Regions from separate parts of the Mus musculus genome. Here regions 1, 2 and 4 are each linked to region 3. The links are chromatin loops, found by intact Hi-C in ENCODE. Cell type or tissue: left cerebral cortex. All regions are shown on one strand. Region 1 overlaps C87436 (expressed sequence C87436). Region 2 holds the start of C87436 (expressed sequence C87436). Region 3 holds the start of Pcbp1 (poly(rC) binding protein 1). Region 4 has its middle 20 kb from the start of Gm46963.

Evidence for each region. Hi-C counts contacts between places; a loop is a spot of excess contacts. Peaks named below come from ENCODE experiments on the same cell type or tissue, not always from the same donor. Only the 100,000 strongest peaks of a DNase experiment are listed, where the experiment ranks them.
Region 1: a loop joins it to region 3, with 9 times the contacts of the local background. A loop is called at or near these places in 24 of 42 quality-filtered maps.
Region 2: a loop joins it to region 3, with 6 times the contacts of the local background. A loop is called at or near these places in 6 of 42 quality-filtered maps.
Region 4: a loop joins it to region 3, with 8 times the contacts of the local background. A loop is called at or near these places in 4 of 42 quality-filtered maps.

What each region holds. Positions count from the first base shown.
Region 1 is chr6:86,468,366-86,476,365 of GRCm38, forward strand. It overlaps C87436 (expressed sequence C87436), which reads left to right. Exons shown (of 10, transcript NM_001364557.1): 10 at 1,381-2,023. The coding sequence ends at 1,589. It overlaps A430078I02Rik (RIKEN cDNA A430078I02 gene), which reads right to left. Exons shown (of 3, transcript NR_131126.1): 2 at 4,428-4,536; 3 at 1,912-4,124. Among named protein-coding and RNA genes, the nearest start is that of A430078I02Rik, 8.5 kb to the right of the region's middle. In left cerebral cortex, CTCF peaks have their summits at 3,929 and 4,964; DNase peaks (open chromatin) are centred at 3,994 and 4,705; H3K4me3 peaks cover 1,903 bases; H3K27ac peaks cover 2,292 bases.
Region 2 is chr6:86,435,785-86,443,784 of GRCm38, forward strand. C87436 (expressed sequence C87436) reads left to right here and starts at 2,890. Exons shown (of 10, transcript NM_001364557.1): 1 at 2,890-3,063; 2 at 7,943-8,000. In left cerebral cortex, CTCF peaks have their summits at 2,045 and 3,068; DNase peaks (open chromatin) are centred at 1,815, 2,120, 2,618, 2,845 and 2 more places; H3K4me3 peaks cover 1,887 bases; H3K27ac peaks cover 2,168 bases.
Region 3 is chr6:86,522,568-86,530,567 of GRCm38, forward strand. It overlaps Pcbp1 (poly(rC) binding protein 1), which reads right to left and starts at 3,622. Exons shown (of 1, transcript NM_011865.4): 1 at 1,913-3,622. The coding sequence starts at 3,348. The coding sequence ends at 2,278. 1600020E01Rik (RIKEN cDNA 1600020E01 gene) reads left to right here and starts at 4,763. Exons shown (of 5, transcript NR_037960.1): 1 at 4,763-4,866; 2 at 5,324-5,407. Gm38676 (a long non-coding RNA gene) reads left to right here and starts at 6,197. Exons shown (of 2, transcript XR_869219.1): 1 at 6,197-6,839; 2 at 7,891-8,000. In left cerebral cortex, CTCF peaks have their summits at 4,728, 7,104 (motif pointing right) and 7,314; DNase peaks (open chromatin) are centred at 170, 887, 1,288, 1,682 and 5 more places; H3K4me3 peaks cover 4,851 bases; H3K27ac peaks cover 4,879 bases.
Region 4 is chr6:86,580,223-86,588,222 of GRCm38, forward strand. No RefSeq gene overlaps it. Among named protein-coding and RNA genes, the nearest start is that of Gm46963, 20 kb to the right of the region's middle. In left cerebral cortex, a CTCF peak has its summit at 4,536; DNase peaks (open chromatin) are centred at 4,164, 4,654, 5,121 and 6,000; H3K4me3 peaks cover 965 bases; H3K27ac peaks cover 3,192 bases.

The sequences.
Region 1 (8,000 bases), 54 kb before region 3:
ATGTCTGCCAAATGAGCCGGACAGTACCTTGACACACACAACTCTGCAGCCCCATGTCACAAACCTCAGGTTCATCTTGGGAGTGCTTCCTTCCTGACCACTGTGAGAAGGGAATAGCTGACAGAGTGAAGGGATGGGGCTAAGAAAGGCCGCCTGTTTGGGAATAAAATCAAGAGTAAAGACTATATATGCATTACTGTCAGGGTATTTTGTCTTTCTTTCTCTTTGTTTTGCATTTTTGTTTGTTTGGTTTTGGTTTTTCTGTTGTTTGTTTGTTTGTTTGTTTCAAGACAGGGTTTCTCTGTGTAACCCTGGCTGTCCTGGAACTCACTTTGTAGACCAGGCTGGCCTCGAACTCAGAAATCCTCCTGCCTCTGCCTCCCAAGTGCTGGAATTAAAGGCATGCGTCACCACCGCCCGGCTTGTTTTACATTTAGTTGTGTTTAAAGGGTGGTTTGTATTTCTGTGTGCTCAGTTGCCATCAATGGTTCCCTGGGAGCTGGAGCTGTTAAGTGGTTGAGAGCCACTGAAGCTGCTGGGAAACAGGTCCTACAGAAGCAGCAGACACTGCTCATCAGTCACTCAGCCAGCTCTCCAGCCCCTAGGTGACTTTTTTTTAAAAAAGCTTTTTCTCCTGAAAGACTTCCTTTTAAAAAAAGATTTATTTGTTTGTTTGTTTAATGCATATGAGTACACTGTAGCTGTCTTCAGTCATAAGAGAAGAGGGCATCAGATCCCATTACAGATGAATGTGAGCCACCATGTGGTTGCTGGGATTTGAACTCAGAACCTCTGAAAGAACAGCCAGTGCTCTTAACCACTGAGCCTTCTTCTCTCCAGGCCCCAAGACTTCCTTTTTATTTTTTGTTTTGTTTGTTTGGGTTTTGTTTGCCTTTGCAGAATGGACTTGAACCCTCAGTCCACCTCCAGATCGCAGGAGCTGGGTACCCTGGCATATGCAGTGCCCAGCTAAACTCTCCATTTTATCTGGCAAAGGGCAGTCATTTCATTTCAAATCCAGCTGTGAGTCTAGCCTTCAACACCAGTAAAACCTGAATTGTTCTTAACTCTGTTGTCATAGTAAAGGAGTTGTGTGTGCCACAGCATGAATGCGTAGCTCGGAGGACAACTGGGAGGTGGATCTTTCTGGCCAACCTTCTGTAGGTTCAGGAGATTTTACTCAGGTCTCCAGGCTTGTGTTCCCAGTGCCTTTACATTGAACCATCTTGCCAGCCACATCTAGAGTTATTATCTACTACACAGTAAATATGAGTACATCCTGAGCTCCAGTGAAGACCCTGTCTAAAAAACCATAAAAGCCAAAACAAAGAAGGGAATAAGTTGACTCATACTAACCGGCCTCCCCCTTTCACTCTGTAGGTAACACTTCCCCAGATCAAAAGGAGCCAACGCCCTTTATCATTGAGTGGATCCCAGATATCCTCCCACAGTCCAAGATTGGTGAGCTTCGAATCAAGTTTGAGTATGGTCACCACCGGAATGGACATGTGGCTGACTACCAGGACCCAAGGCCACCCATGGACCAACCTTTGGAGCTGGCCCCTCTGACTACTATCACTTTCCCTTGAGGCAAATCAAGAGTATTTTGCAGAGTTTGCACATCCCAATCCCTGAGGACTATAAATCCTAGTAGCACTTATACGATCCCTGCTAACGAACCACACTTGGCTAAGATGCAGTTACTCAGCCCATCCATGTGTGTTCTGTAGAAGAAACTCTTGTAAATAGCCTTGTGTGTACAGTCTTCATACAAGTCGGGCACTTATTTCTGACCAGAGTTTTAGAAGAAACAACAAAAATCCAGCTCACTGGCTTCTCATGGATTCACCTGCAGCTTGTTTTTCTGTAATTCTCCAAAAGTCACAGCACTGGATCTTAGCCAACAGTGTTGGAAAGTTAACGATGCCCTGGGCCGAGCAGGGTCCTCTCTCTCTGCCCAAGAGCTCCAATCACTCTTTATTCTGATAACAAAATAAAGTACAGTGTCACTAGTTTTTCCAAATGGTGCCATTGATGTCATGATTTTACAATTAGAACCTGTGGGAGAATTTATCTTGTCAACAGGAAAGTAGGCAGTGCCAGGGGATCAGCAACACATATTCACCACCACCTCCACCCACCCACCCCACACAACAAGGTTTCTCTGTGTAGCCCTGGCTGTCCTGGAACTCAGTAGACCAGGCTGGCCTAGAACTCAAGAAATTCATCTGCCTCTACCTCCCAAGTTCTGGGATTAAAGGCATTTTTAAATTTATTGTTATTATTTTATCATTATTATTATTCAAAATTAAGAGCAGCTGAGCACTCGGGAGGCAGAGGCAGACAGATCTCTGAGTTTGAGGCCAGCCTGATCTATACAGTGAGTTCTAGGACAGCAAGAACTACAAAGTGAGAACCTGTTTTTTTTTTTTGTTTTTTAAAAGCAGCTGATAAAATTCAAAAGTTCTAGGTTCACTCATCCTAGAACTAAGATGGTGGAGGAAGTGAAGATTTGCCTTCTAGGAGAGGAGGAAGCATTTTCTACACACCTGCCATGACTTCCCTTTACACTATCATGCCAGTCAGTTTTCCCACTGAGTCTTCATTTTTCCCTGGGTTCTAGGAATTACTCTTCCTGAAGTCTCACTGGGGCTACAGATTGAGTTCTACACAGTACTAAAATTATGTTTAGTTTACTTCTACGTATATATTCTTTCAACTTGAAATACATTGGTTTGATATGCAGGGGTTTTTTTTCTCTCTCTCTCATGCTTTGCCAACATGTATATATGAACACATGGGTGCCTGGTGCCTTGGGAAATCAGGAAAGGTTGTTGGAGCGCCTGCAACTGAAGTTAGGGAGGATTGTGAACCATCATGTAGGTGCTGGGAACCTAGGTCCCCTGGAAGAGCAGCCAATACTCCTAACTGCTGTACCATCTATCTCTCCAGCCCCTTGATAGGAATGTCTTATAACTGATAACTCTGTTTTAATTGTAAATGACGAAACACCCAGCTCCAACCTGCTTGGAGGGGGGGGGGGGTGCCTTGTGTTTACAGTAAAGGCTGGACAAGCACCTTGTGGAAATGGGGTGTGGCCAGGCCATACAAGCCCTTGGGACAGTTCTAGCCAACTGTCCATTCAGTTGGGGCTTAACTTGGGGCAGGCCTGTGACTTTGATATTACCATTTTCACGGTAGGGCTTGATGCACAGTAATCTGTCAAACCAGTACTTATAGGACTCACTCTGGGATCTTGTTGAAATGTATATTCTAGCTGGTCACTATGGTGCACACCTTCAAGGGCAACCTTGTCTACATAGAACCAGGTCAGCCAAGGTGAGACCCCGTGTCAACAAAAGTGTCTATCTGAATTGTAAGCTTTAAGGCAAGGTCCAAGACCTGCATTTCTAGGAAGCACCCTGACACTGTACGAAGTGCTATGTGAAAAACTGCCTTTCAAATAACAAGGTTGGTTCCCAAAAGGATTTGTGACTTCCTTCCTGCCTTCCCTTCTACGGCTTGGTGTGGGTCCAGCAGCTATGGCTGAGGCCTGGACTGCGCTCCTGAATGACTCGGGATACTCGGGATACTCTGGACTAGTTCGTAAACTCCACGTCTGCATAATGACACAGAGCATCACATGCGATCTGCTGATGTGGCTGAAGATGGTGCTTTCTGGCCCATCCTGAGACACAATTTCGGTTAATGACAAGGGCAGAGAATGAGTATGATCCTCAAACTTCCCATGACCCGCAGCGCGACCAAGCAGCCAGGCAGTTTCAGGAGACCAAGTAGAGCAAGTAAAGAAGCCACGTTTCTGCCCACACCGGTAGAGGGGAGAAGCCGGAACAGCACGCGGTCACGTGGCCCCGCGAGGTGACGTCACCACGCTGCCGCCGCACGTCGCTTCCAGCCACACCGCCACTGTTCTTCCGCCAGGCGGCGCCGCAGGTTGGTCACGCGCTTTGTGCACAGCCGCGCTGGCGCTCCGGACACGTCACCACCTTCGCGTCCTTTCTGGAGAGCGCGGGAAGGAGGGCGCTGCGGGTGGTGACGTCACCGGGGTTCCCTGCGAGCTCGCGTGGGCGGGGCTGGGGACGTGGCGACCGCCGAGTGTCGAGCTGGAGGGGAGGAGACAAGGGAGACGAGGGGGATGGGTAGGGGAGAAGGGCCGAAGGGAGTAGGAAGGGGTGGAAGATGTAAAAGAGGTGGGGGGTAGAGGAAAGTGGCTGAAGATGGGAAGGGGGTGCGGAGAGGGGGTAGGGGAGAGCCGGGAAGGAAGGAAGTGTGGAGACGAGGGGAAGGCCGGAAGAGTTGGGGGAGGGGATTGTTTAAGGGGAGAGGCGAGAAGGAGGGGTGGGAGAGAAAGGAGGAGATAGTAGGAGGGACTTAGAAAGCCTGCCCTCCTTTCCCCTCCAACGCACCTTACACTAGCACAGCTCTTGAGGCCTCCAAGGTGTCTGTGGCTCCTTCCCGCAGTAGACCTTCCTCCAGGGCAGCCACGTTCTGCCTCCTTTAACCACCATCAATCACCTCAGGAACAAAAGGAATGGTACCTCAAAAGACTTGGTAGTCCCTAACCTTAACCAAACCCGGGAAGGTTTTGTGTTCTGTTCCCTGACTGTTAATAGAAGATTTTCCTCTTTACCGCCCCAGTAAGCCTCGAGCCCTCTGGGTGGCAAAGGGGTTAGAAATGGGACCTGCTTCAGAACTCAAGGTGGGTACCAGAGTTTACCCGAACACCAGTCTAATTCTTTGTCACTGGCGGCACAGCACTGACGAGTGACCTTGAGGTACCCTTTTGCCCCACAGTCCCTGACTTCCAGAAAGAATGGAATAAGAAGCTGAGGTCTGGGAACCATCATCTGAGCTGAGAAAAATGGATTCCCTGTCCCCTTAGTAGGGACAGAGTTGAACTATGGCTACTTCTCCAGCTCTTATTAGGGTTTGGGCCTTGTGCAGAGTGAGTATCCAGCTCCTCCTGGAGGGTGTAAGGGATGCTGCGGCCGCCCGGCCTGCCTGCCTGCCCGCCATGGTCTCCTTTGGTCACTCCTGTCCTGTTTATTAGGACAAGGCTACCTTGGGCTTCAGATGAAAGACAGCATTTGAGGTATAATAAAAAGTAAGAACCCAGAGGGGAAGCAGTCCTTCCTTCATGGCCTTCAGCAGGGTGGGCTAATAATAGAAGGACTCTGTATTAGCGTATTTATCGGGGTCTAGCAGTAGTCACCCCTTCTGGACCTGTTATTCCTACAAACCCACAATGCCTGTTCTCCATGCTCTGAGCACAGCATCCTGTACATAGGTCTTACTAGAGAAGGCTACAGGCTGGAAGTTGAGTTGACACACAGCTTTTTAGCCCTAATTGTCTGGTCTTTTAAGATAGGGTCTCACTATATAGCCTAAGCTAGCCTCACTCTTGGGATGCCTGAGCCTTCTAGGACTGGAATTACAGGTATGCACTGTCCTGATCTCCCCTCTGGTCAAGATAATGGAAGAAGTGTGGGGGCAGACAGTTGAATGTGTGGGTGTTTTGTAGTAGTTCTTTGGAGCCCAAGTTTTTTAAGTAGATGCTTTTTTTGCTTTTTGTTTGTTTGTTGTTGTTGTTGGGGTTTTTTTTTTTGGGGGGGGGGTCAAGGCAGTCTGTGTAACCCTGGGTATCTATAGACCAGGCTGGCCTGGAACTCAGAAATCCGCCTGCCTCTGCCTCCCAAGTGCTGGGATTAAAGGCGTGCGCCACCACGGCCCTGCAAGTAGATGCTTCTTGACAGGCAGCTTCTGTCTCATGTCCAGAGACTTTCTGAGCCTAGTTGATAGAACCTGTGTAGATAGAACAAGACCTTTCCTCCTGCCTTGGCTGGAAAAGCAATGGTTCCTATCCTGAGTCAGCCATCGTGCTGTTGGGACCTGTAGGCACAGGCCCTTGGGAACAGACTGCTAAGGGTTTGAGCAGGACCTGAGTCTAATCATGTGTGTCAGGAACTGCCTTGGAGAGCTGGGGATGCAGCTTAGCTGGGGGAAAGCTTGCCCAATATGCTCAACGCCTTGGGTTCCATCCCCAACATCATAGAAACTGTGTGGTGCCTCCTGCATGTAATCCCAACATTCAGGAGATAGAGGTAAGAGCATCAAACTCTTCAAGGTCTGACCAAGCCAGCTCTGTCAGTCAACAGTGTCTCAAGGGAGGGAAGGAGGATTGAAAAGAAAGAGACAGACAGACAGCTTTATAACATGACTCCAGCCAGTGCTGAGGCGTTTATACCATTCTAGGTACTTGCAGAGAATAGGGTCAGTTCTTAGATCAAAGACAAGGGAACCAAACAAGATAAACAAAGCCCCTTGGTCACTGTTTCCAGGGGCTTATCAGGGTGAACAAAATCAAAGGAATCCCACACTTTCCTTGGCTGAGTTTACCTTGAGCTTTGCATCAGCCCAAATGTGAATTCTTATCTGAGCCTACTTCCTTGAACCCAGTGACAAATACTTGCCAAATTTCTATGAGTGGCCCCAAGAGCTCTCCACATAGGTCTGTCCCAGCTACTTAGGCACTTCAGAACCAGCCTGTGCTACTGGGAACCCTGGTGTAGAAAAAAAAAAAAAAAAGTCTGGAGAGCTGACTCAGCAGTTAGTAATATCTGCAACTCTTTACAGGACCTGAGTGCAGTTCCCAGCACCCATATGGTGACTAACAACCATCTGCTTCACCCTGACATTACAGGTATAAGGAGCATGCATGGTACACAGATACAAATGCAAGCAAAACTTCATACAACACTTTACAAATATTAAAAAAAGAACCATGAAGACCTAAAGGGAGTTTGGTCATCCTAAGAATTGAAGTAAGTGCTGCCTGGGCCTAACCAGCTCTTTCTGGGGAACTTGAATTTGATGATCTCCTTGGCTTGGTGGCTCCTGTGGCAGGAGAGAGGAGCTCCGGTCCACTGTCCTCAGTATGTTAGCAACAGCCAGTGTTTAGTTTACAGACTCTCAGCTCTGTGAACTGCCTAAGTAGATACTTTCTCACCTTGGACCAGCATGAAAGTATTTCAGCCATATTGGGCCCTTCAGATCAGCTCTGGCTGGGCAGCTGTGGGAAAGGACAGAGAGGGAAAGCAGGAAGCCTCCCTCCCAGTGCAAGGCAACCAGCATCTACTGCCGGCCTCTGTAGCTACGTTCAGGAACATGATATCAGCACAAAGCAGAGAGTAGGGAATTCTAGATGAAGGGTCAGGCCGACTTCTCTGGGTCAGGGAGGGAAAGCTGGCTGGGGGTGGGGAGGTGTTGCAGACGAGCACAGTACCTTGAGGTGGAGAGGAACCTTTACCACCACACTGGGAAAGTTGCCATTGGAACTGATACAGGCCTGGGGTCATCTGAGCTCTCAGCCGCCAAGTCCATGGAAAAACACGGCTGTAGTGGGAGAGGGAACATGGCCCTCACTGAGTACTTGTGCAGCCTTCACTGTCAGGCCCTGGGCTGGACATCGGCTACAGCAACGAAAGCTTTGTTCCCAAAATGTTTCTATCCTTGTGAGGAGAAACCGGACACAGAATATGAGAATGAGATGCAGTATGTCAGACAGTGACAGGTGCTGTTGAGAAAGTCAAACAATGGAGCAGGAGGAGGTGGAGCTGGTTCCCTCCTTGCTGCTTTTAAAGCAGGATGTGGGCCTTCTTAGTGGGCAGGACTACACCAAAGGGCAGCACACCACAAGCCCTCAAGCTCTTGCCCAGGTAGCTGGGATTGGAGATCTGTTTGAGCCTACCAACTTCTCAGCCACCATGGTTTCATTTAAGCCCCTTATGACAGCTTATAACTGATCTCAGTGCTCTGGAGGCTGGGGCAGGAGACCCAGAGTTTGAGGTCAGCCTAGGCAACAGCAGAGCGGATAGGGATGTGACTCTGTTGGCAGTAGTGCTTGCTTTGCACATACAGTGCCCTAGGTTAGATTCCCTGCATCATCCATAAACTGTACATAGGAGCACACACTTTTAATC
Region 2 (8,000 bases), 87 kb before region 3:
TTCTTGATTTCTTTTGTTCTGTTTTGTTTTGTGTTTTTGAGACAGGGTCTCTCTCTATAGTCCTAGCTGTCCTGGAACTTACTCTGTAGACCATGTTTGCCTCAAACTCAAGGATCTGCCTCTCTCTGCTTCCCCAAGTGTTGGAATTAAAGGAGTGTACCACCACCCCCGGCTTTCAATAATGAAGTCTTAAAGAAGCTGGGTGAGGATAGGGATATGGAGAGGTGGGTCAGCAATTAAGAGCACTTGCTGGTTTTGGAGAGGACTTGGATTTGGTTCCCAGCACCCACATAGGAGTATACATATGCAAACTGTTCTCTGCTGTTCCAGGGGCTCTGGTGACCTATGCAGGCCCAACAATCATATAAAATAAGTGATCCTAAACCCAAAGGGGCTGAGGTCACCCCCTAGCAGTGTGATCAGGAGGCTAGCCCTGGGTCCGCATAGGCTCAGGCCTACTTGGAAAGGGTTCTGAGCTCCCCTTGCTCCCTCATCTGCTACACAAAGGAATCCAACTCCTGTCCTCCAGTTTGTTTCTTACAACGTGTGTCTGGATGCGTGGGACTGACACCACACTGCTCTCTGGTCTTGCAGCCCTCACATAAGGTTTGGGCTATATTTACCTTTTTCAAATGGCACATAGGAGATCACTGAAACTACAGCAAGCCTTACAGTGTCTGTCAAGTCATAGTTTAGGTTTATCCTAGAATCCCATCTCCATTCTTCTGCAAACCCTTCAGTGCCACACTGACTTGTTTCTAAATGAACAATTATTAGGGTGGAGACAGATCAAAGGTTGATATTGGGGCTGGAGTGGTAGCTCAGCTGTTAAAGAACTTGCTTCCAAGCACCCAAGTGGTAGCTCACAACCATCTGTAATTCCAGTTCCAGAGGATCAGATGTACTCTCTGTCCTCCACCAGCACCAGGTATGTACATGCAGGCATAATACCTATATGCAGTTTTGAAAATTGTTCAATTTTTAAGGGAAATGACAAAAGATTAAACTAATACAGGTTGGAACAAAGTAAACACTGGCTACTACTAGTAGGTTGACAGGAGTCAAAGAAGTCCAGTGTGCAGAAAGCAACTACTATGTGTAGTCAGAGCAGGGAGAGAAGGAAAAAGGGTAAGGAAAACAAACTTGAAATCACAGCTGAACTCCTGATCCTTAGAAGGAGCCAGGTCCTAGAGGAACAGGAATATGCAGGCCTGTGAGGAAACACTTGAGGAGGAGGTCCACTAACTAGCGGGCAGCTGGCGTTGCCTGATACCACTGGGACATACAATGCAATGAATGGCTTAACTTAATATCCTGTTTTTTGTTGTTGTTGTTTTTTGTTTTTATTCGAGACAGGGTTTCTCTGTATAGTCCTGGCTGTCCTGGAACTCACTTTGTAGACCAGGCTGGCCTTGAACTCAGAAATCCGCCTGCCTCTGCCTCCCAAGTGCTGTGATTAAAGGCGTGTGCCACCACGGCCCGGCTTTTTGTTTTGTTTTGTTTGTTTTTATCTGCTTTTTTTGTTTTGTTTTGTTTTTTGTTTTTTTTTAAATGTCAGTTGAAAATTGCAGCCTGGGAGAGCTTGGTGTGAGGACACCCAAGTTGGCTGGTTCTGAAGACAGGGAGGTGAGGATCACAAGGTCTTTCATGAACCACTGCACACTTAATGAGAAAGGAGAGAAACAGCATCCAGAAAGATGTTGTCTGCATGTCTCTCTATTGGAGGGCTTGACATTGAACTATAGAACAAAGGAGAAACACTTCCCAATGCCAGGCAAAGAAATGAGGGTTGATGCTCTCTGGTCACCACTTGAGGCAGTTGCTAGGAACTAACTAGCCATGTGATCCAGGTATAAATATGAATGCTTTTGAACTTAACAGCAAATAAAAATTGTGGCGAGAGGAAACATCTCTTTTTTTAGTTCCTTCAGTTTCTGAAACAATATTAGAAAAATCTGATCCCAGAAAAGGGCCACTGTAACGGAGAAAAGTAAAATTTGGCTAGAGCAAAGCAATTGTGCCTACAGCGCACCACCAGTAGGTGTCCAAGCTATGGGAACACACCGGCCTCACCTAAGGCACCATAGCTTTCCGAGTGTTTCTGAAGTGCGGTGGTGGCACATGTCTTTAATCCCAACACATTGGAGGGAAGAGGCCCGCGGATCTATGTTCGAGACCAGCCTGATCTACAGAAAGAGTTCCAGGAAACACAATATTGGTGCCGGGGATTTACGATTCTGAAGAACAAATATACATAAAGTCTATTTCGGCTCTTTCCAAGGGGGGAGTCGTTCAATAATGTGTAAGAGCGAAGCGAGAGAAAACCATACAAGCTCAGGCGAGCTCTGCTTCCGATTCCAGTAAAACTGTTTTCAGCACAGAATTGTTCAGGTTCGATGTACTAGGGACCACCGGGAAGCCCTTGCTGGTGTGTTCTGTACGTTTAGGTAAAGCCACAAAGTGTCAGCACCCTGAGCCTTCTCTGTAGTTTTCCAAAAGAGAGCACTCCCCTGAAATACTACAAATCCCATGGTGCCACTTCAGCGGAGGTGAGCGGGCCCTTGGCGCACGTGGGCTGATCTGACCAATAACGACCGTCGTTACAAGCAAACAGTTTGGACGTGTTTGTAAAAGTCCGTTTGTAAAAGGAGAAGAGACGCGGCGAGGGTCGTCACCAACGAGATTCCTAGAGTTGCGAGGCAGGTAAGGGGGCAAAGTGGGAGAGGCCAAGCACCGGCGGAGCACGGCTTAGGGTGGGAACAGAGGCGGAAAAAGTGTTCGGGGAACTGCGTGTCGGACTGCTGACATTTTTGCTGGGCCCTCAGTTTGACGCCGCCGGAAGTGGGCGTTTTGCGCAGGATGCCGGGAAGCGGGTCGCATGGGAAGTGCGTTTTCCAGCCGGCCGTTCCCGGAAGCTGAGCTTAGGCGCGCTCCCCTAAACAACACCGAGGAATTGTGGCCCGGACTCTGTTATTTGACAGTGACCGGGCTGATTCTACAATCAGTAAAGGTCTGCGAGCTGTGACGTCTCGATCCAACCAGACAGTTTTATTCCTAAAATGGGTAAATAGCGCCTCCACAGGATCCCTTGTGTGAATGCATGCACTCGAATACTTCTTTCTTACTTGGGGCGGTGTTCACGTGCCCAAAACAGCGTCCCCACACCGACCAGCTCAGCGGCCGCATGGGACAGGGGGCAGCCTACCGCGCCTCGGGTTCCCTCAGCCAGCGCCAGGCGCTGCTCACCCTCTTGCTGAGAAGAGACAATCATCGGGAGACCCTTCAGGTTTCCAGCGGAGCTCCTTCACAAGTCGCGTTCCTTGTGTATCCTTTTTTAAGACAGAGTCTGCAAGCCGGGCGTGGTGGCGCAGCCTGTCATCCCAGCACTCGGGAGGCGAAGGCAAGAAGATCTCAAATTCCAGGACAGCTAGGCTACATAACAGACCTTGTCTCAAAAAGAAAAGAACAAACTGGGTATGGTGACGAGCTCCTTTAATACCAGAACTCTACAGGCAGAGACTGGCGAGTCTCTGAGTTCGAGGCTTCCCCGGTCCATCCCAGGACAGCCAGAGCGATACAAAGAAATCCTGCCCCCTACCTCCCGCCCCACCACACCCCAAAAAAGGAAAATAAGAAAAAAACTCTGTAATAATTCGTAGTGATACATGTTTTCAAATTCGAATAGTAAAAAAAATGAGATTAAACCTCCATTTCTCGGGTCTCAAATTACTGCTGAGGAAATAGACAACTATGCTGTGTCCTTAAAGTCTTTTCTAAAAAAAGATTTTTGTGTATGCATGTGTGTATATCCAGTGTGTCAAAGGAGTTGGACTTCCCAGAATTAAGAGTTTTAGGCAGATGAGCCCTGATGTTACTGCTTGGAACCAAACTTGGGCCCTCTAAAAGAGCAATACACACTTTTAACCACTAGCCATCTCTGCAGCCCCATTTTCCCCTTTCCTTTCCTTTCAAAACCAAGCATAGCATACACAAAGCACTAAGCTTTGTTACTGGTATACAGATCTCAACTGTTTTTAATGGCTTTACAGTCGCATCTTACTCAGCACACTGTACTTAGTTCTTTAATGGAAGTCCTTTTCCTATTCTGCAGGTACAAAATCTCATAGAGGGATATCTGTGATTTGGATGCCAGCCTGGTCCACATATTGAGTACAGCCAGGTGTACATAGTAAGACCCTATCTTCAAAAAAGAGGTGGGAGCTGGAAAGACCACCCAGTAGTTAAGAATACATACTGCTCTTGCAGAGGATCTGAGTTGAGTCCCCGGCACCCATGTCTAGTAGCTCACAAGCACCTGTAACTACAGTTCCAGACATATGCAGTGCAGCCTGTTGGCTATGGCTGCCTGTACTCATATGCACATAGCCTGACACAGGAAATAGGTTTCAGCCCCTTTGGAAACAGTTTTTCAGGTTCCGAAAATGTTAAGTGTACAAAGGAAATAGCTATGTTTACTATGATATTTACATTTATTGAAATATATGGCTCAACACTGTGGTCCATACATGTAGCCCTATCACTTAGGAGGCTGAGATAAAAGGATTATCTAGAGTTTAAGGCCCGCCTCAGGTACATAATAAGTTTCAGGTCACAGAGTAAAACCTTATCTTAAGAATAAATAAAAGAAATAGTAGCCGAGCGTGGTGGCGCACGCCTTTGATCCCAGCACTCGGGAAGCAGAGGCAGATGGATTTCTGAGTTCAAGGCCAGCCTGATCTACAAAGTGAGTTCCAGGACAGCCAGGACTATACAGAGAAACCCTGTCTCGAAAAACCAAAAAGAGAGAGAGAGAGAGAGAAGGAAAGAAAGAGTACATGGGTCTCAGTATATATATGGGGGGGGGGGTGGTCTTACTGGGGATCAAGTCAGGGGTCTTCTCCAGACTGAGCCAGTGTTAGAACTCGGCTGTACTGCCTTCAACCCTGTGCAAGTTTATGGGAAGACATTTTTCTATACAAATACTTGTCCCAGTGATCTGAGCTCTGTGTATTGTAGCCAGAAACTTGGGACTAAACTAATATTCTGTGGCTGATAAGTGGACAAACAAGACATGACTTACCTATACATTGAAATACTGAATTTAAAAAAAAAAAAAAAAAGACTTTACAGGGATTAGAGAAGTGGCCCAACAGTTAAAAGTGCTTGCTTCTCTTCAGAGTTCCGTTCCCAGCACTCTGGGATGTCATTATCAGGCAGCTTTTCAACTGCCTGTGACTCCAGCTTTGAAGGATCTTACACCCTCTCTGGCCTCCACAGGCATTTGCATTCACGTGTGCATATACAGGCAGATACACAACTAAAAATAAATCTTAGGAAACATTTTAAGGAACTGGGTGTAGAGGCTTTTATCTTTAATAATTAAGCTAATCCCAGCACTCAGGAGGCATCTCTTTAGATGCCAGTCTAATCTACATAGGCCAGTCTGGTCTACATAGTGAATTTCAGGCCAGTCAGGATTCCTTGGTGAGACTTTGTTCCAGAAACAAAACCAAAATACTATGTGTTTTATTTATAAGCTAGTACAAATATTCATGTATATGTGTATTTGGAAATTTGTTTCTCCGTTGTGTATTATACATTCTAACTTACATCTAAATATTTTTTCAAGAATTACAAGCAAATTGCCTTTTCCACCACTTAGTGAAAAAGCATTAAGAGGCAGAGAAGATGGTTCTTAAGTAAAGTTCCAGCCTTACAAGCACGAGGGCCTAAGTTCTGATCCTCAGAAGCCATATACACAGCCAGGCACAGAGACGAACCCTGTAATCCAAGCGCTTAAGGGGCCCTAGGCTTTGCTTTCCAACCACTCAAGACAAATCAGTGAAAGACCCTGTCTCAAAAACTGAGGTGGAAAGCAAGAAAGATAGCTCAGTGTAAAGAGCATTTTGTTCTCGAGGAGGACCAGGGTACATTTCCCAGGACCCACACAGTGACTCACAACCATCTGGAACTTCACAGGCACTACACATAGGTATAGCGCGCACACGCGCGCACACACACACACACACACACACACACACGCGTGCAAGCAAAGCATTCATATACATAAACCTTAAAAAAGTGAAGCAGTTGTGGTGGCACAGGTCTTTAATCCCAGCGCTCAGGAAACAAAGACAGGCAAATCTGGGAGCTGTTCCAGGACAGCCAGACAAACAGAGCTACAAAGACCCTGTTTCCAAAAAAAGAAAGAAAACATATGAAGCAATTGAGGACACCCACTGTCAGCTTCTGGACTCCTTACTTGGGACTGCACACACACATTTACATATAACACAGAAGTATTGAGTCAAGTGTAGGGGGTGGAGAGATGGCTCAGCAGTTAAGAACACTGATTGCTCTTCCAGAGGTCCTGAGTTCAATTCTTAGTGACCACATGGTGGCTCACAACCATCTAAAATAGGATCTGATGCCTTCTTGTGTGTCTGAAGAGAGCTACAGTGTTCTCATAAAAATTAAATATTTTAATTTTTTTTTTTTTTTGGTTTGGTTTTTTCGAGACAGGGTTTCTCTGTATAGCCCTGGCTGTCCTGAAACTCACTTTGTAGACCAGGCTGGCCTCGAACTCAGAAATCCGCCTGCCTCTGCCTCCCAAGTGCTGGGATTAAAGGCGTGCGCCACCACCGCCCGGCAATATTTTAATTTAATTTAGTGTAGAAGTACATGCCTGAACCCAGGCCAGCCAGGGCTGCATAGCAAGATTCTGTCTCAAAAAATAAAAAAAGGCCAGGCAGTGGAGGCACACGCCTTTAATCCCAGCACTTGGGAGGCAGAGGCAGGTGGATTTCTGAGGCCAGCCTGGTCTACAGAGTGAGTTCCAGGACAGCCAGGACTACACAGAGAAACCCTGTCTCAAAAAAAAAATTATATATATATATAGTGTTAAAAACATTGAACTTAAGAGGCTGAGGAAGTAATGAGAACAGTACTTGCTGAGTACTCTCAGGGCTCTGGATTTGCTACCACGGTACTGTATAAACTGTATAAACTGAGTGTGATGCTGCATACCTGTGATCCCAGTAGTTGGAAGTGAACGCTAGAGGATCAGAGGTGCAGAGTCATCATAGGCTGTACAGGGAGATTGAGACCAGCCTGAGATTATGGTAGCACATACCTTATAATCCTGCCACTCAAACATTGGAGGCAGAAAGATGAGGCGTTCAGGTCATCTTAGGCTACATAGATGTCAAGGTGGAGTGGTTAAGAGTCAGAGGACCCAGGTTTGGTTCCCAGCACTTCCACGGTGCCTCACCACACAGACATCCATAACGCCAGTTCTAGGGGATCTGGTGCTGTCTTCTGACTTCCATGGGCACCAGAGGTGCAATTGGTGCACAGCTATAGACGAAAGCCAAATAACGACTCATATACGTAAAAATGAAAGCTGGGAGGTAGTGACTCGGACCTGTAATCCCAGTGCTTGAGAGACAGAGGCAGGAGGATCTCTGTGAGTTCAAGGGAAGCCTGGTCCACAGAGTGAGTTCCAGAACAGCCAGGGCTACACAGAGAAACACTGACTCAAAAAATAAGTTTTTCAATGCAAAAATAATAAAATATAAGGCACTAAAAACATTATGTTTTACCATTAGGTAAAGGGAATGGGACCAGTTCTATACTGTGGCTTCTGTTTCGTCAACCTTGTGCAGTGGCATGACTGTTACTTTACTACTTTCTTGTTGAAAGTCTAAATGTGAAATTTCCACAGCAATATCTGACAGCTATTTCTCAAATGTCAGAATTTCAGACATAGACCCCATGGGGCCTTTGCGTGCATTGATGTTCTGGCACTGTAGACTGGCCCCGGGGACTTCCCATGGACTAAGCAGTCGTCAGCTAATGAGCTAGCCCAGTTCCTACTCTGCCTGTTTCTAAGTAGAAAGATCCATCTTTGCCATATGACAACTGTCCTCTTGTTTTGCTATAGGCTGCCAAGAGCTCTACCTAGAGGAGTTGGAATCTGGAACCCTGAGCAAGAGCTTTGC
Region 3 (8,000 bases):
CCTATGTCTATCTTCATGGCTCCCAGTGTGTATCCTGGTTGATGCAGCTTCTTAGCCTGTAGTAGAACCTCCTTCCTTGGATGGCTTTAGTGGTTGCTCCTGCCTTTCTCCAAGGTGGGAGCCATCCTATGCTTAGCTGCCCAGATTATCCCACAATTACTAGGCATGTGGTGAGGAGGGCTCGCCTGAGTTTGGGTGCTTGTTAGTACAGTTGAGCTGCTTCTCTCTCCCAGGGACTCCAGCCACTCTAGCTTATCTGGCTGTGTTTGAGGACTCAAGTTTGTTGTCCACTGGCTCTGATTAATGCTCAATTTCCAGAAGACACTGTACTAGGTCCTCACTGGCCTCACTCATGTCCCTCTTGTCACTTAGCCAAATATAAGTACGTATCTTTTTTCTTTTTTTTTTTGGCCTAACTATCTCTAAACTCACACTCTGTAAGCCTGGCTGGCTTCAAATTTTTATATTTTTTATAATAAAAATATACTTTTTTTTTTTGAGGCAGGGTCTATGTAGCCCTGGCTGGTCTGGAACTCAAAATATAGGGGCCTCAAACTCAAGAGCTCAGCTTGCTGAGTGCTGGGATTATACACACACCTGGCTAGTAGACATCAGTTTGTCCCTATCTTTTAGTCTGTATATTCTAGGCAACACCTAGAAGTAGGCCCTCTGCAATCTAGTTTATTGCGTTCTAAAACTTTTTGTCCCAAGTTTAGGAAGTGTGTTCCTCCTGTAAGACCTTCAGTATTCAGTGCTTTGCTTAAGGCCACGAGGCAGAACCAAGTCTGTTTGATAACCTGGGCTCTTCAGCAACATAGCAGTGAATGTAAATCTCATTACCAAGGAACCTCAGAAAGAGGCCTGCACCCCAACCCCCATTCTGTAGAGAAACAACAAATGTTTATTGTGGATAACTCCACCCTCCACCAGGGATTCCTTTGCCTGGGTTTGACTGCCCACTACTCTAGCACCTAATTGTCTAATGTTTTACTGTTTGTTGGGTCTAGTGCTGCTTGTCAACACTTTATGCCCTTATGTCCAGCCTAGACTCAGCTGATGGGCACTTGGTTACTAGGCATTGCCACTGCCGTTCTCAAGCTGAAGAAAAACTCAAAGAGATCTAATGGGTGTTAAAGATGCAGTTTTCTGGTTCAGTGTGTAGTGGGACTCAGGAATCCTCATTTGAACACCCTGGACTGGTCTACATTCCTGGGAGGACTGTCCCACTTAGGCAGGATTATTTCCTGCAGTAATTAACTATTGCACACAGCTGAGGAAAATCACAAAAATACCCCTTTGTTTCCCGGCACCTCGCTTGACAGGTGTAACCTTCTGACGGGCTACTTGCCACAGGTGCATGGCTCCCTCCCCACGTGGTCCTTCTGTTGGGGTCAGCCCAGACTCAAGGCCCTCCAATCCCCCCCCCCCTTGCAGCTGTGGCCCTCCTTTCCCCCCTTGTGCTTCCCCTTCCTCCTAGTCCCTGCCCCCCACCCCCACAAGCCTTCCCACAGATTATTTTATTGTTCCTGGCCAAGTTTGCCCCGCGGGATGGGGGTAGCGGACAACGGGCTAGACGCTCTCCATCCACCCTGTCCTGCTGAACGGGCAGTTTTTCCACCCGAGAAAAACCTGTATCTTCCACCAGAGAAAAAGGCAGAGGCCTCTCTGGAACTAGGTTGGATATGTCACTCCCAGGAAGAGACCCATCTTTTGTAAACATCCCAAAGCAGGCCCAACCTGCCGTTCCTTTGTTGGGGCAGAGGGAGGGGAATCTCAGCGATAAGGCAAGAAAAGCTTGCAAGGAACAAGGGCGGGCCACCCTTCTCCCCCTGGCCGCCAAGCACCCCATACTTAAAACAGGGAAGGGAAAGAAAGCAGCAACCGAAGAATTTAAGATAGGAATTCCCAGCTTTCAAATACGAAGCATTTTTAACCAATCCATTTGTTTAATTCTTAAATTCTTGACATTACAGAACTAAACTGAAATTTATTAACATTCCACTCTTACATTTCTTATCGACAAACAGAAAATAAAATCCATGAGCCAAAAAAACCCAAACGAAACTAAAAACAGGGAAAAGCTTATAAAACTAAATATGGATCCCAGCATTAACGGCTGAACAGAGAATGTGATTTTTCTTTAAATTCTTAGCGGATGATAAAGTGTAGAAACTGAACACTTACAAATTATTTAAAACCTGGAATTACCGACCAGAAATTACACAGTTGGATCATGGGAAACAGCAGGAAGGGGGTTACGAGCGAACCTACGCTGTTCTAGCTGCACCCCATCCCCTTCTCAGAGGAAAGCCTGGCATTGATTAGATACTGGGCCAGGCTAATACTGGCAGCCGAGCCAGTAATAGTGACCTGCCTTCCAGAAGAGCCTTCCACCGGGTTGGCAATTTTGATCTGGGCCCCGGACATCTGGCGGATCTCATTGATGTTGGCGCCTTGGCGCCCGATTATGCAGCCGATTAAGTTATTTGGAATGGTGAGTTCATGGGTGGTTTGAGTAGATGCATCCAAACTTGCCCAATAGCCTTTCACCTCTGGAGAGCTGGAGTCAATTCCGGCGAATCCCGTCCCGCCGTGCATCATGGCAAAGTGAGACTGTTGTCTTGCCACCTGGTTCAGCTTGGCCAGATCCAGCGGAGAAATGGTGTGTTGTCCTTGAATCGAGTAGGCGTCTAGAGGTGGTCCCTCCAGGTCGTGGGTGGCGTGGGGGTAGCCCGCCGCGTCGCTGCAGCGATCTTGGCCGCCCGCGCAGATGACTGGCGAGCTGGCCGGCATGGGCTGGTACGGGATGGTCATGACTCTCCCCTGTGGAGACTGGGAGAGCGTCTCCAGCATGACCAGGCAGATCTGCTTCACACACTCGGTGACGGACTGCGGCACGCCGGCGATAGTGATAGCCCGCTCGGTCGAGTTGGGCAGCATATCCCCCGCCACCTGGACCTGGGCCCCGGTGCTCTCGCGGATCTCCTTGATCTTGCAGCCGCCCTTGCCGATCAGGGAGCCACACTGGGTGGCGGGCACGACCAGCCGAAGTGTGACCGGGGGCCTGCTGGCCGCCGTACTGTTGGTCATGGAGCTGTTGATATCTTCCTCCAGCTTGTCGATGATCATGGCGAAGGCCTTAAAGATGGCATTGGTAGGCCCAGTCAGCGTGATGATCCTCTCCGGGCAGTTCCCCTCCGAGATGTTGATCCGCGCGCCGCTCTCCTCGCGGATCCTCTTCACCGACTCCCCTTTCTTCCCGATGATGCTGCCTACTTCCTTTCCGTGCATCAGCAGCCGAATGGTGAGAGTCACGTTGAGTCCGCTTTCAGTCACACCGGCGTCCATGGCGAGCGGCGGGCGGCGTTCGGGAGTTGGGCTCGTTACGTGGTCAAGTCCTGGGCGGCTGGCGGGGGAGGGGAGGAGTAGGCCCGAACTGCCGGCGCGAGGCGAGCGGGGGGCCGCAGGAGCGGGCGGGCGCGGGCGGGAGGCCGCGGCGGCGTCGCAGGACTGGCGGCGGCGGCGACGGGGGCGAGCGGGACCGGGAGCGGTCGACGGGCGGGTGGGCGAGGGCGCGGCGGTGGCGACTCCGGCGGCAGCCTCGGCGGTCTGGGCGGGGCGGGAAGCCCGCTTTCAACCCCGCGTACCCTCTGACCCCGGAAGTGCTTTCCGCGCAGGACCCCTAGGAGAAAAAAAAGAGGACCGGCTTTTTTAGGTCACAAGACTGCGCCAGCGCGCGCGACCCTTGAGAAAAATAACCCGGTGGCACCGCCGTCGGGTTGAAAACGGACAACGTGGGCAAAACTGGGGACCCGGCAGAGATTGAGAGGGAGCACGTGTTTTGTTAACCCTAGCGGCTCCGGCAGGGGACTGGGAAAATATACTGGTTTTGTGCCGGGGACAGATAATTGTTTCCCGGTCCGCCCAAGGATTCGATGGCGGAGCGATACAGGCATCGGCGGAGGCCGCTGCAGGCGGGAGCTAGGCCGCCGCGGGTCGAAAACGTGCGCGGGAGGGGACCAGGGCGCATGCGCGGCAGCGAGGGGGGGCGCGAGCGGCCCGCGTTGGCTTCCGTGGGGGGAGGGGCGGCGAGGCGAGGCGCGGCCCGGCGGCTGTGCACGCGCTCTGCTGGGCACGTGGGGCCCCTTCGTCCCCGGCGTCCGGGCGCCTGGTCCCAGCCCCCACCTTGGCCTCCGTCCGGCGGCTGCGTCCGCGACGCAGAGAGACTCGAGCGAGAGTCACCCGCCCCGGCGAGTGCCGCTCGGGCTAGTGGCGTTAGGAACGGGGGCCGCTGGAATGGCGTCCACTTACATAATGCTTTGTTTGCACTTGGTCGGCTCCGGTTAGGGAAGCCCTCGGAGGCGCTACCTCCTGCCCTCGTGTTTTATGTCCCACGATAGTTCCCGAGACCTTAGAGGAGCGGTGCGCACTGACGGCGTGCCGGCATGGCCCCCCGCATGTCCGCGCTGGCTCGCCCGCCGCCTGGACCACGCTTTCGGGAGGCGGCCAAGCCTGGGCGCCGCCGCCATCTTGGGAGGTCGCCCTGACCGAGGCCTCCCGCCGGGAAATGGCCCTCGAGACGCTGGAGAGCGCCTTGTGCTTTCTTTGCCGGCTCCTCGTGCCGCCGCCATAGTCAGCCTGGAGGAGGTCGTGTGAAGGAACGTGTTGTTTAATACTTGGCCGAAAGGACCAGCGTGGCGTTCCTCACCCCACCGCCACCCCACCCCCGAGCGGGGAGGGCTGGCGGCCATGTTTCCCAACAAAATGGCGACACGTGTCGCCATCGAAAAATTGGGCCGGGTCTGAAAGCTCTAGAATGTGCCTTTCATCAGTCTCAGAATTTCCCATAGGATGAAACAGCAAGAGGTGCTTTTGGAAGAAAGTTAATTCCCTTGGTGGGCAGGAGAATAAATAAAATGCAGGCCTGACACGGGATTTTTAAAAAACTGAGTAATGGCAGGCAGGTGTGTGCCTGTGTGTGTGCGTGCGCGCGTGTGTGCACAGTATGTAACCAAGTACCCAAGCATCTAGAAAAAATTTCTAGTTTTTTTCTAGATGTTGTACAGGTGGTGCTGTAACTGATTTAAGATTGTTATGCCTAATAAGCCATAGAATGGCAATGTCTCACTATTCAACTGTCCAGTGATCCTAAAGTTCACAGTTATGTCCACTTTTCCACCTTTACAGTCAAGAGGAACAGATTGTGGGTGTGGGTGTGCCACAGCAGATTCCATTCTAAACATTTTATCCCATGCAATATATATTTTTTTTAATTGAAAATTCCATGAAGTGGGTATTTATTTCTCTTTCTTTTCCCCAACAGAGCAAGACAATCCCAGAGAGATGAATGAAGTGAATGACCCAAGGTTACACAGGATGGAACCTATATCTTCTGATTTCTCTACTGGTGAGCACCTTTTGCAGATTTTTTTATTTGAATCAGAGTTTTAGAATTTAATTTTGCTGAGCTGGTTATCAGACATAGGATCTCTAACTTTTTAGCCAAGCTGTCTACCACTACGCCACAGTTTTGTGTGTGTGGTTTTTTTTTTTCAGTGCAGAGGCACTGAGCTCTGGATCCTCCTGTCTCACTTCACAAACACTGGAATGACAGGATGTGCCACCACTGGCATGTTGAGGGCATGGTAGGAAACACCTTTAATCCCATCACTGGGGAAACAGAAACAGGTAGATCTTTGAGAATTTGAGGCCAGCTGGGGCTACAAAGTGATACCCTGTTTCAAAAAAAAAAAGAGAAAGAAAAGAACTGACTTGTGTGAACTTGTCATTTCTAAAGGAGCCACTCAGAACCCCCCCCCCCCCCCCCCCCCCCCCCGCCCCGCACCTGTTTGTATGTTCCGTGCCTTCACTTATTCCTGGTGTTAGTGACATTTGTTTAGGCTCAAATATTATTTTACAAAGCCTCTGGATGAGGACAGGAAGAGGATGTGATTCAGGCTTGCCCAAAAGTTCAGTATCTGTTCATCTGGCCTCATCTGAGGCCCATTTCCCTCCACCTGGCTCCAAGGGAGCAAGCGAGCAGTTCCCTAGAGACTTGCTTTCCTCAGTTGCTTGTGGATGGATTTCTGGTTTCTCCATCCCAGTCCTTTAAGCAGATAAAATAAGTTACTTTACCTGGTTCCAATCATCTATTTCTCTTTAAATATTGACAGAGCATGGAGGAATATTAGATAAATCATAACTTGTGACTCCTCAAACCATGCGGCCTTCACTATTCAGTGTATTCAATTAAGTTCAATGTAGGTCATAAATCAGCTTTTTTCGTAAAAGCAGCACAGATGCATGTGGTATGGAATTATAATTACAGAGAGGTTATAACCTTCATTTAAATTTGTTAAATACTCATGGAAATGAGTGTATAGTTAGGTATGTTTAAATTTATTAAACTCACCTGGTCTAGAAGGTGAGGGTACTTCTCAGGAATAGACTCAAGCTCCCAATTAGGTCAGCTATTTCTACCCATAATTCCTAAAATCATGTACTGAAGTCTGCAAATAGCTATTTATTAGGCTCACATTTAAAAATTAGGTTGGGTTTTTGTTGTCTTGTTTTAAGACAGGGTATCGCCATGTAGCCCTGGCTAGCCTGGAACTTCTTTTGCAGACCAGGCTGGCTTTGAACTCCGAGCGATTCATCTGTCTGTCTCTGCCTCTCCAAAGTTCTGGGAATAAAGATGTGTAGCACCACACATGGCAAGCAAAAGAAGACTTGGGGGTTTTTTTGTTGTTGTTGTTTTTCAAGAAAGAGTTTCTCTGTGTAACAGCCCTGGGGCTGTCTTGGAACTTAGTCTATAGACCAGGCTCAGCTTGTACTCCGATGTAGGTAGTGGATAGCGCAACAAACATGTACTGGAGTGGCTGTGGCTGTGTGGGTGTCGGAGAGAAGAGCTTTTTGATTGAAATTACATTTAGATCACATGTCAAACTTTTCTTTTTTCTTATATATTTTTAAAATTTTTGTCTTTTTTATTTTTTGGATTTTTTTTTTTTAAGATTTATTTATTTATTATATGTAAGTACACTGTAGCTGTCTTCAGACGCACCAGAAGAGGGCATCAGATCTCATTACGGGTGGTTGCTGGGATTTGAACTTTGGACCTTCGGAAGAGCAGTTGGGTGCTCTTACCCACTGAGCCATCTCACCAGCCCTGTTTGTTTGTTTTTGAGACAGGGTTTCTCTGTGTAGCACTGGCTGTCCTGGAACTAACTCACTTTGTAGACCAGGCTGGCCTCGAACTCAGAAATCTGCCTGTCTCTGCCTTCCAAGTTTTTGTCTTGTTTTGTTTTGTTCTTGTTTTTGTCTTTTGAGACAGGGTTTCTCTGTATAGCCTTGGCTTATTTATTTTATGTATGTGAGTGCACAGTAGCTGTCTTCAGACACATCAGAAGAGGGCATCAGATCCCATTACAGATGGGTGTGAGTCACAATGTGGTTGCTGGGAATTGAACTAAGGACCTCTGGAAGAGCAGCCATCTGTCCTGTCCAGCTGGTGTCAAACTTTTCACATTAACATTATGTTACCTCTGTCCAGAGCTTTAGCAGACACACAGTAGCAGCTATGACAATACCAGCATGCAGACCTCAGTGTGTACCACACTGTCCTGAGCATTGCAAGATGTTGGAACTCAAGGCTAAGCACAGTGTAAAAAGAGAAATATTATAAGAAATTTAAATGACTCGCACATATGTATACACACAGATATATAACAAAACTATCATAAAAGAGAATTGCTACTTGAAATATACTCTAGAAATTTCTGCGGCCCCCCCCCCCCCTTTGTTGTTTTGTTTTTCGAAACATGGTTTCTCTCTATAGCTCTGGTTATCCTGGGACTCACTGTGTAGACCAGGCTGGCCTCGAACTCAGAGATCCGCCTGCCTCTGCCTCCTGAGTGCTGGGATTAAAGGCGTGTGCCACCACTGCCCGACATGCCCATTTCTTTATAATTAAATGCCCATCCGCAAGTGATGACAGATAC
Region 4 (8,000 bases), 58 kb after region 3:
GTTTCTTTGGGCCTTTTGTGGATGACCCATTCAAAGCTGGCCAGGGTTTTCATAGGGGGCTCAGAAGGCTGGAATATAGGTCAGAGGTGGGGAGGAAAAGGGAGTGGGGCTGGGGTGGGTTGGTGTCAGGTAATGGCGAGAGACTTGTGGGAATTCTCTCCAGCTCCTGGTGTGTTGACCGTTGGGTAATGCCACCTAAGGAACCTGGAGAGACAGGGAGGACTGTAATTATGAAAAGAATGGCCCCGGTGGGCTGAGGAGAGGTAGAGATGGGGTCCAAGGGAGACCAAAGGAGAGCCTTGGCGTCGCCTCGGCACGCCATACTTTACAAGCCAGTTCTCCTCACTTGGTTGGACTGCTTCACCATAGATCTATGGCAGTGTCCCAGGGTTGCGGGTTCTGCAGGACCACCCAGGCTAGGGGATGAGCCCGTCAGGGAGCAGTTGCAGGTCACTGTTGACTCCTGGGTGGTGTCTGTCAGCCAAGTGGACATCGGCTGGAGTGGAGTTAGATTGGGGACGGAAGGTATTAGCCCGGCCGCTGTCTGAAATCTGCACCGAACTCCTCATTCCAGAAAAAGCAGCTAACATGTGTCCGGACAGCTGGGGGAGACTCGGGCCTCTGAGGCACAGCAAGGACAAAGCCTGAGACATTATCAACACGAAGAAGTATGAGATGAGACAGAAGTGTCCTGGAGGAAAGAGATCAAAAGCGAGGAGGAGCTTGGGGGCCCAGAAGCGGGAGCAGGATCAGATTTCTCCTGTGTCCGTCCATGGCTGGATCGGTGGAGATTGCGTGGAGATGTTTGCAGCTCATCCAGAGCACGTTTAATCTATATTTAGAAAACAACCAAAAGGAATTTAAAAGTTGAGCCTGTGACTAAAATTTTTAGCCCGTGACTATGATAATTTTTTTAAAAAAGGTTTAGTAGCCAGTGGTAATTATAACTGCTACCAAGGCCTAATAACTTATCAGTTCAACTTTGAACTCTGAAGTCTTAGTGTTGTGTGTGGTCTATAAATCTCATTTTTCACATGCCTTAAATCACTTCCTCAGAACTTTACAACTTAGGTTCACACACCTTAAATTATGTCCTTAGACCTTTACAAGTTACATATATTTTTTTTTAAAGATTTATTTATTGTTATATGTAAGTACACTGTAGCTGTCCTCAGACACACCAGGAGAGAGCGTCAGATCTCATTATGGATGGTTGTGAGCCACCATGTGGTTGCTGGGATTTGAACTCAGGCCCTCTGGAAGAGCAGTCAGTGCTCTTAACCGCTGAGCCATCTCACCAGCCCAAGTCGCATACACTTTAAACTTCTTTTTTAATCTGGAAATATCTGATCATTTCCATGAGACAGAAGAGCTAGATTACTGGGCGCAGTCACTGGAGGGCAACTTCTTTTAGATAAAGGGACAGTGACAAAGCTGTGGTCAGCAGCAACAGCAGCAGCAGGATAGCTTCAGTTGGCTTTTACACTGAAACCTGTTTTGTCAGTTTCTCTTTTTCTGCAAGAGGCTTGTTACTCTAGGAAAACCACACCTGGCCTTTACATGTGAAACTAATTCAGGCTGGCTGCTAATTGAGTTTCAGTTTTAAAACCCTTATTTTTTTTTAAATTTAATTAAAATATTTTATTCATTTATTTTGTCAGTATAAGAGGACAATTTGCAGAAATGGGTTCTCTCCTTCCACCATGTGGACCCTGGGCTTGGTCACTGGGCTTGGTGGCAGGCACCTTTATACCAGGTGAGCCACTTCTCTGGCTCCTAAAGCCCTTTTTATTAAAGAGACTTAGGTAACTAAACTATTATTATTATTAATTTATTTTTATTTTATGTGCACTGGTATTTTGTCAGCATGTAAGTCTGTGTGAAGGTGTCAGACTTTAGAGAGATAAAGAAATCACTTAAACTGACCAGGGCCAGTTGTGCTGCTGAAGGTGGGAGCTCCGTCATTCACTGTTGGGGTTCCTTTACCTTCATGGGTGCCGGTGAGAAGACTCAAGACTGCTTCTTGATGCTGTCAAGGGTAGACTCTAACATGGATGGGCCACAGCGGCCTGACTCCATCCAGGCAGGAGGATGAAGAGCAGCCAGTTCGGGATCCCATGAGGGGACTCTGCTTTTCCGAGGGGAGGAGAGAGCCCTGCTTGCCACGTGGTCTGAGGTGTTTGAGCAGAGGTTGAAGGGACCACACCATGTGTAATAAAGCCCCTTTGTTTCTGTACTGCCCCAGGGAATGCGTCTTTCTTTCTTTCTTTCTTTCTTTCTTTCTTTCTTTCTTTCTTTCTTTCTTTCTTTCTTTTTTTATTAAATTGGATATTTTATTTGTTTACATTTCAAATGTTTCCCAGTTTCCCCTGGTATCTATTGTTGTTTTGAGACAGGGTTTCTCTGTGTAGCCTTGCCTATCTTAGAACTCCCTCTGTAGACCAGGCTGGGCTTGAACTCAGAGAGAGCTGCCTACTGTTACCTCCAAAGTGCTGGGATTAAAGGTATGGGCCATTATTTCCTAGCTATCTATCTGTTTTTTTATTTATGTGAATGTCTGCCTCTGTAGAGCCCAAAAGAGGGTGTCAGGACCCCTAGTGCTAGAATTACAGGCTGTTATAAACTGCCTAACATGGGTGCTGAGGACCACATGTGGGTCCTTTGGAAAAGCAGCAAGTGCTCTGAACTACTGAGCCAGCTCTCCAGCCCCAAGCACATGATATTTTGTGTGAGTTTGTGTGTGTGTGTGTGTGTGTGTGTGTGTGTGTGTTATTTTTGATAAAGCATGAAGAGAGCTGAATCCCAGTCTGGGGCTGCTTAGTGCAGAGGGGAGAGATCACTCTTATGAAGTGAGCTAGGCAGTCAGAACTCCAGCAGGAGCCATTGGGACTTCTCATGCACTTGGGATAAGGGGTCATCAGCTTTAAGAACATGCCCAAGGACATGCCTGCAGCTCACACCCGATTGCTGCCATCCTAGTGTTCAGATGTATAGTCAGGTTTCCCTGCTAACAATCCTTTCTGACCAAAGAAAGCCAGTTCTAGTTCAGATGCCACACAGAAAGGTCTTGGTCACACCCTTCCATCCCTGTGAGTTACACAGAAGCCCAGGATGCTGGCCAAAGACCCAGAGTGGCAGCCTTCCCAGCTACGGCCCTCGGGGTGAAGGGGTGAGAAGAGCAGTAAGTTCTTGGGACTTGAAGACTAAGGAGACATCACTGCTCCTGTGAGTGCAGTAAAGCAAGGGGCAAGCCTGGGCCACACTTGACAAGTATTCTTAGGGAAAAAGACCTGGTTAATGGAGAATTTTAAAAAATTAAATGTATATGTTTCTTTTGTGTTTGTGTGTATCTGTGTTGGGGTATACACATGCCACAGTATGCTTGTGGTAGAGGCCAGAGGACATTTGGGGGTCAGTTCTCTCCTTTACTACGGGGATCAAACTCAGGTCACCAAGCTTGGTGCCAAGTGCCTTTACCTACTGAGCCATCTTGCTAAGCCTCCGGTGTCACTTCCTGTGACTGTTACTCCAGGCTCTGAGAGCTATAAGACCCGTAGGCTTTGGCTTTTTGGTGTACTTCCTCCTGTCATAGTTAAAGAACTCTGTTTCTCATTTGAGGACCAGTCTCAGGGAAGGTCTTGGTGGCCTTTTTTTTTTTTTTTTTTTTTGAGACAGGGTCTATTTACATAGCCTTGGCTGGCCTAGAACTGGCCGTGTAAGTCCAAGCTAGCCCCAAACTCAGACTCACAGAGATCTATCAGCCCTGGGTACCGGAATTAAAAGCAGGTGCCACCACACCCAGTTTCCATTTTATTTGAAGAACATGTGACCCGTCAGTTGGAGCGTAGTGGCTGGGGAGTCAGAGCTTTCTGGGTCTTGGTTATAACTACTGAGAAATATTCCCTATTTCTTAAGGTGGAGTATAAGGTCCATAGTAGATGGCCGTCTCTGCACCAAGATGTCCAAGATGAAACAGACACAGAGGGAGGTTGGGCTGAGAGAGGGATCTAGATGCCGATTGCTGTCTGCTGAGCGCCTGAGGTGGGCCCAGCTGCCTTCCCTTTTTTTCCTTATGACCATTTGATTTGGATTTTCATCAGCCAGAAATGTTCATGTATAAATTGTACACAGTCCTCGCTGGGCTGGGCTGCAGCCTTCTCAGCAGGTCTTTTTGGCTTAGAGTGCTGTCATTTAGACACACGGGCAGAGCCTAGGGAATCTGCATATGGAAAGCCCTGGAAAGGTTAAGTACAGGAGTCAAGGAAGCAGGAAGTGGGAGGACCCTGAACGCCTGAGAATGACCTCTGACCCCTCAGCTTTGCCTGCCCCTGCTGTATGCCCTCAGCAGCTCCTTGTCACCACCGATCCCGTATGATGGTATTGTAGCAGACTTTTCTCTCTGTTCTCTCCCAACACCCCCAGTGTGTGACACTCCGCAGATTTGATTAAATGAGTTATTACAGATTAGACTGCCCTGCCCCTCTGGATTCACAAGGTTAGGACGGGGCCAAGATTGGCAAATTCAGGGAGAGAGGCTGTCCCCTCTGTGCCTCCTGCAGTGCCACGCTGCCAACATGCACTCACTGCCAATGAGCACAGAACGCCTCCTCTGTCTAGTGGGCCGCAAAACGCTTAACCAGCTGAGTGGTGTTCCAGACTAGCATCTTCAGAGCTTTGCAGGGGGCGGGGGTGCTCTTTGTGCCCACAACGCAGCTTCCTGGCTCTGTGTCCATTCTCCCGATCCTGCAGGAATGTTTCAGAAGCTGTTAGAGGACAGGAATTAGTGTTTGGAAAGGTTGGTTCATGGCTCTGGAGACTCCATTAGGAAGAAAATCAAGTATACGGGTGTCTGGGCAAGGCGCCCCTTCAGCACCTTCGGTTAGAGTCTGAGCCCATTTCAATACCTCCTCCTCCCGGCCAGGCTGCCGGGGCTCCCTTCCCCCAGAGCTGCAGTTCCTGCAAGGCCGTGGGGGAGGGATTTCCCAGGGCCCGTATGACTCCTCTGGCAGTTGGCAGAGGTTTTTGTGCTGGCCAGTCCTTCCTGTCACGAACTCCAGGGATTTTCTGCCGTTGCCAGTCGTGCTTCGAGTCAGCGATTACAGGGTGGATTATGTAATGGTTGGCTGTTAAAAATAGAAAGGACCACGGTTTGCATCTATTTTAATCAAATCAAAACAGCCAAGGGAGGGAAGGGAGATGGGGGAAGGCAAAGATCATGTGACAGGAGGACGTGGATTGTGTCACGTGACAGACTAACAGCACAGGATTGCTATGCCTCTGTTCTGCCTGCATCATCTGCCAAAAATCCCTTCGGAGGATCCCTGGTTGCCTGTGGGTATCCCCTAGCTCCGACCAGCAGAATGTCATGAGTTGGAAGGCCTCCTATTAACGCTTGGCCTGTGTTTGGATTCTGTCCTTTTCAGTCAGCGGGTTTGTCTTATTGCAGTAGAGTCAGGAACTGGCTGATGGGGTCTTTGGCACCCCACATCTCTATCTGTCCTGCCACACAGCCACCCCTACCTCAGATAACTAACTCTTTGATGTAATTTTAAAAGATGCCACCGGTAAAATGAACCAATTCAAGCCATATTTTTTTTTTTAATTCCCCCCCCCCCCATTCATTGGGAAGCTGCTCTTGTATTTACTGGCCCCAAGGACCAAGGCAAGAAAGTTGACATGGAAAGGGAGAGAGAAAGGAGAGGAGAGAGGGGAAGAGAGCGAAAGAGTGTACACACAGAGAGAAGGAGAAGAGATGCCCAAATGTCTGGATTATATAGGGAAGGGCCTCTGGGTAAAGGGCAGCCCAGCCCCTGGGCTGGAAAGTTCAGGGTTGGGAGCAGGTTGTGCCACGTAGGGACTGAGGGATGCTGGGAGAACCTGGAGGCCAGGTCTGCTTTGCTGTGTAAAATATGCACCTCAGCCCCCGGTCCTGGGTCTAAATCTAAAGATCCCAGCCTTTTGTTAATAATAAATGACTAATGGGGCAATGTGATGTCTATGACTCCTTCCTGCTGACAATGGGGTGTCTTTGGGGGCGGGGCAAAAAGCTGGACGTCCAGGAAGCATGTCCAGGCTGTGGGAGCATCAGGGGTTAGGGGTGTGCAGGCCCAGTTGAAGCATCCTTTGAGGTTGGCCAGAGCCCTTGTGGGTAACTGCTTTGGAGCTGTCCTGACGCAGGCTCTGAGTCTGAGAAGCAGCTGGACTTGGCAGAATGCTGGAACAAATAAGTTTGTTAGAGCAGAAGATAAAGTTACGGAGTTAGGGAGAAAACTTTTTCTGTGGGTGTACATTTGAATCTCTTTGACCTATGATCTTGGGAGTTGGAGGAGGAGGATGGGTGGGTCCCAGGATCAGGGAAAGAGGAATAGATCCCACCCTCAGGAATAGGCAGGTGGGAGGGAAACAGGCTGTTGATTGACAGTATTTATCTGTAGTCTGACCTGTGAGAGGCAGAGAGAATCATTCTACGTTTACAACAGCAGCACGGCGAGGGGAAGAGAACGGAAACATTTTCCTTCCTCCCGTGTCCCTTAACTCACTCTTGTCACCATCTAAGGTTTTCATGTCCTTAACCTTCATAACCTCAAAATCTTACCAACCTCAAAACACCTTCTTAGACCCCCAAACATTTTCTTAGAAACTTTCATACCCTTAGATTTTACGTAAACTTCAAACTTTTCGCCTTTTCTTACCTACCCATCATGAGGCACAGGTGGCTGATCATGGGAGCAGATGTTGTAAAGTGAGTTCCTTTAGATAAAGTTACTTCTTTCACCAGTTTAGCCCTCAAGCCTCTCAGAGACCAGAGAAGGATATACTGTGATCTAAATTGCCTATGAGAGCACAGCTTCAAGACAGAAGCCCCTAACCCTGCCATATCCCCCCTCCACTCCCTTACCCTTGGGATTGCCACCCCAAAGTCCCTGACACAGGGGTCCCAGGACCACCTCCAGTCTGTTCTTGTGCGACTACAGATGGCAGCAGCCCTTTCCGTTCCTTGCTGCACATTAAGGATATTGATGGTTTTCCAAAGTAGCAGTTCTCAGTCTGTGGGTCATGGCCCCTTTGGGGGCTAAAGGACTCTTTCACAGGGTCAACTATGTCCATCAGAAAACACAGATATTTACAATTCATAACAGTAGCAAAATTAGTTATGAAGTAGCTGCAAGATAATTTTATGGTCGGGGTTTACCACAACTCGAGGAACTGTATTAAAGGGTCCTAAAGCCTTAGGAAGGTTGACAACCATGGATCTAGAGGGACACTTTAAGTGCCAGGTAGGTGTAGCAGGGTGGATCCTTTTGGAAGGGGGACTTTGGAGGGCTTGTCTGAGTATCTCAACCAAAGCAGGCCTTTCTGTGCCACCAGGAGAGGCCCCCAGGGATGGGAGCTTTGAACTCATTAGGTGACTATGGTTCTTGAGTCTGTCTGGAGCCCACACAGAGTGATTCTCACCATGGGGATTAGAGTTGCTCTGAAGAACATGGACGCCAAGCAGGTTTGCTGAGGTTAGAGAGAGACTGAAGGTCTGGGCACTCTGTATCTGTGCCATCACAGCCATGCTCGGCGCTTTTGTCCTTGGTGACATTCGAACAGCTTTGGGGACCTGCTTCTGCATCATCGGTCACTGTCCCGGGTCTTGAGCAGCCTTTGCGATCCTTGTAGGTGTTTACTTTTCTGACATCTCACTTTTAGCCACGCTGTCACCAAAGGCTCACTCTGTGAAGACTCAACAGACATCTGGTGAGACCAGATTTTAAGTCTTGGAGTTTGTGTGTGTGTGTGTTTGTTTTGAGACAGAGTTTCAAAAACCATGTACCTTGAATCTCTTGGATGATGGGATTCTAGACATCCAAGAGATGAGTCTGGGGAATGACCAAGATATGCCATAGGTAGGCATCAGGACTCCACCTGTGTGCTGCAATTCCTCCAGCTGAAGTGTGTGGAGGGAGTGAGGAGAGGGCAGGACTCAGGGAGAGGTGGCTCACCTAGAGCCACAC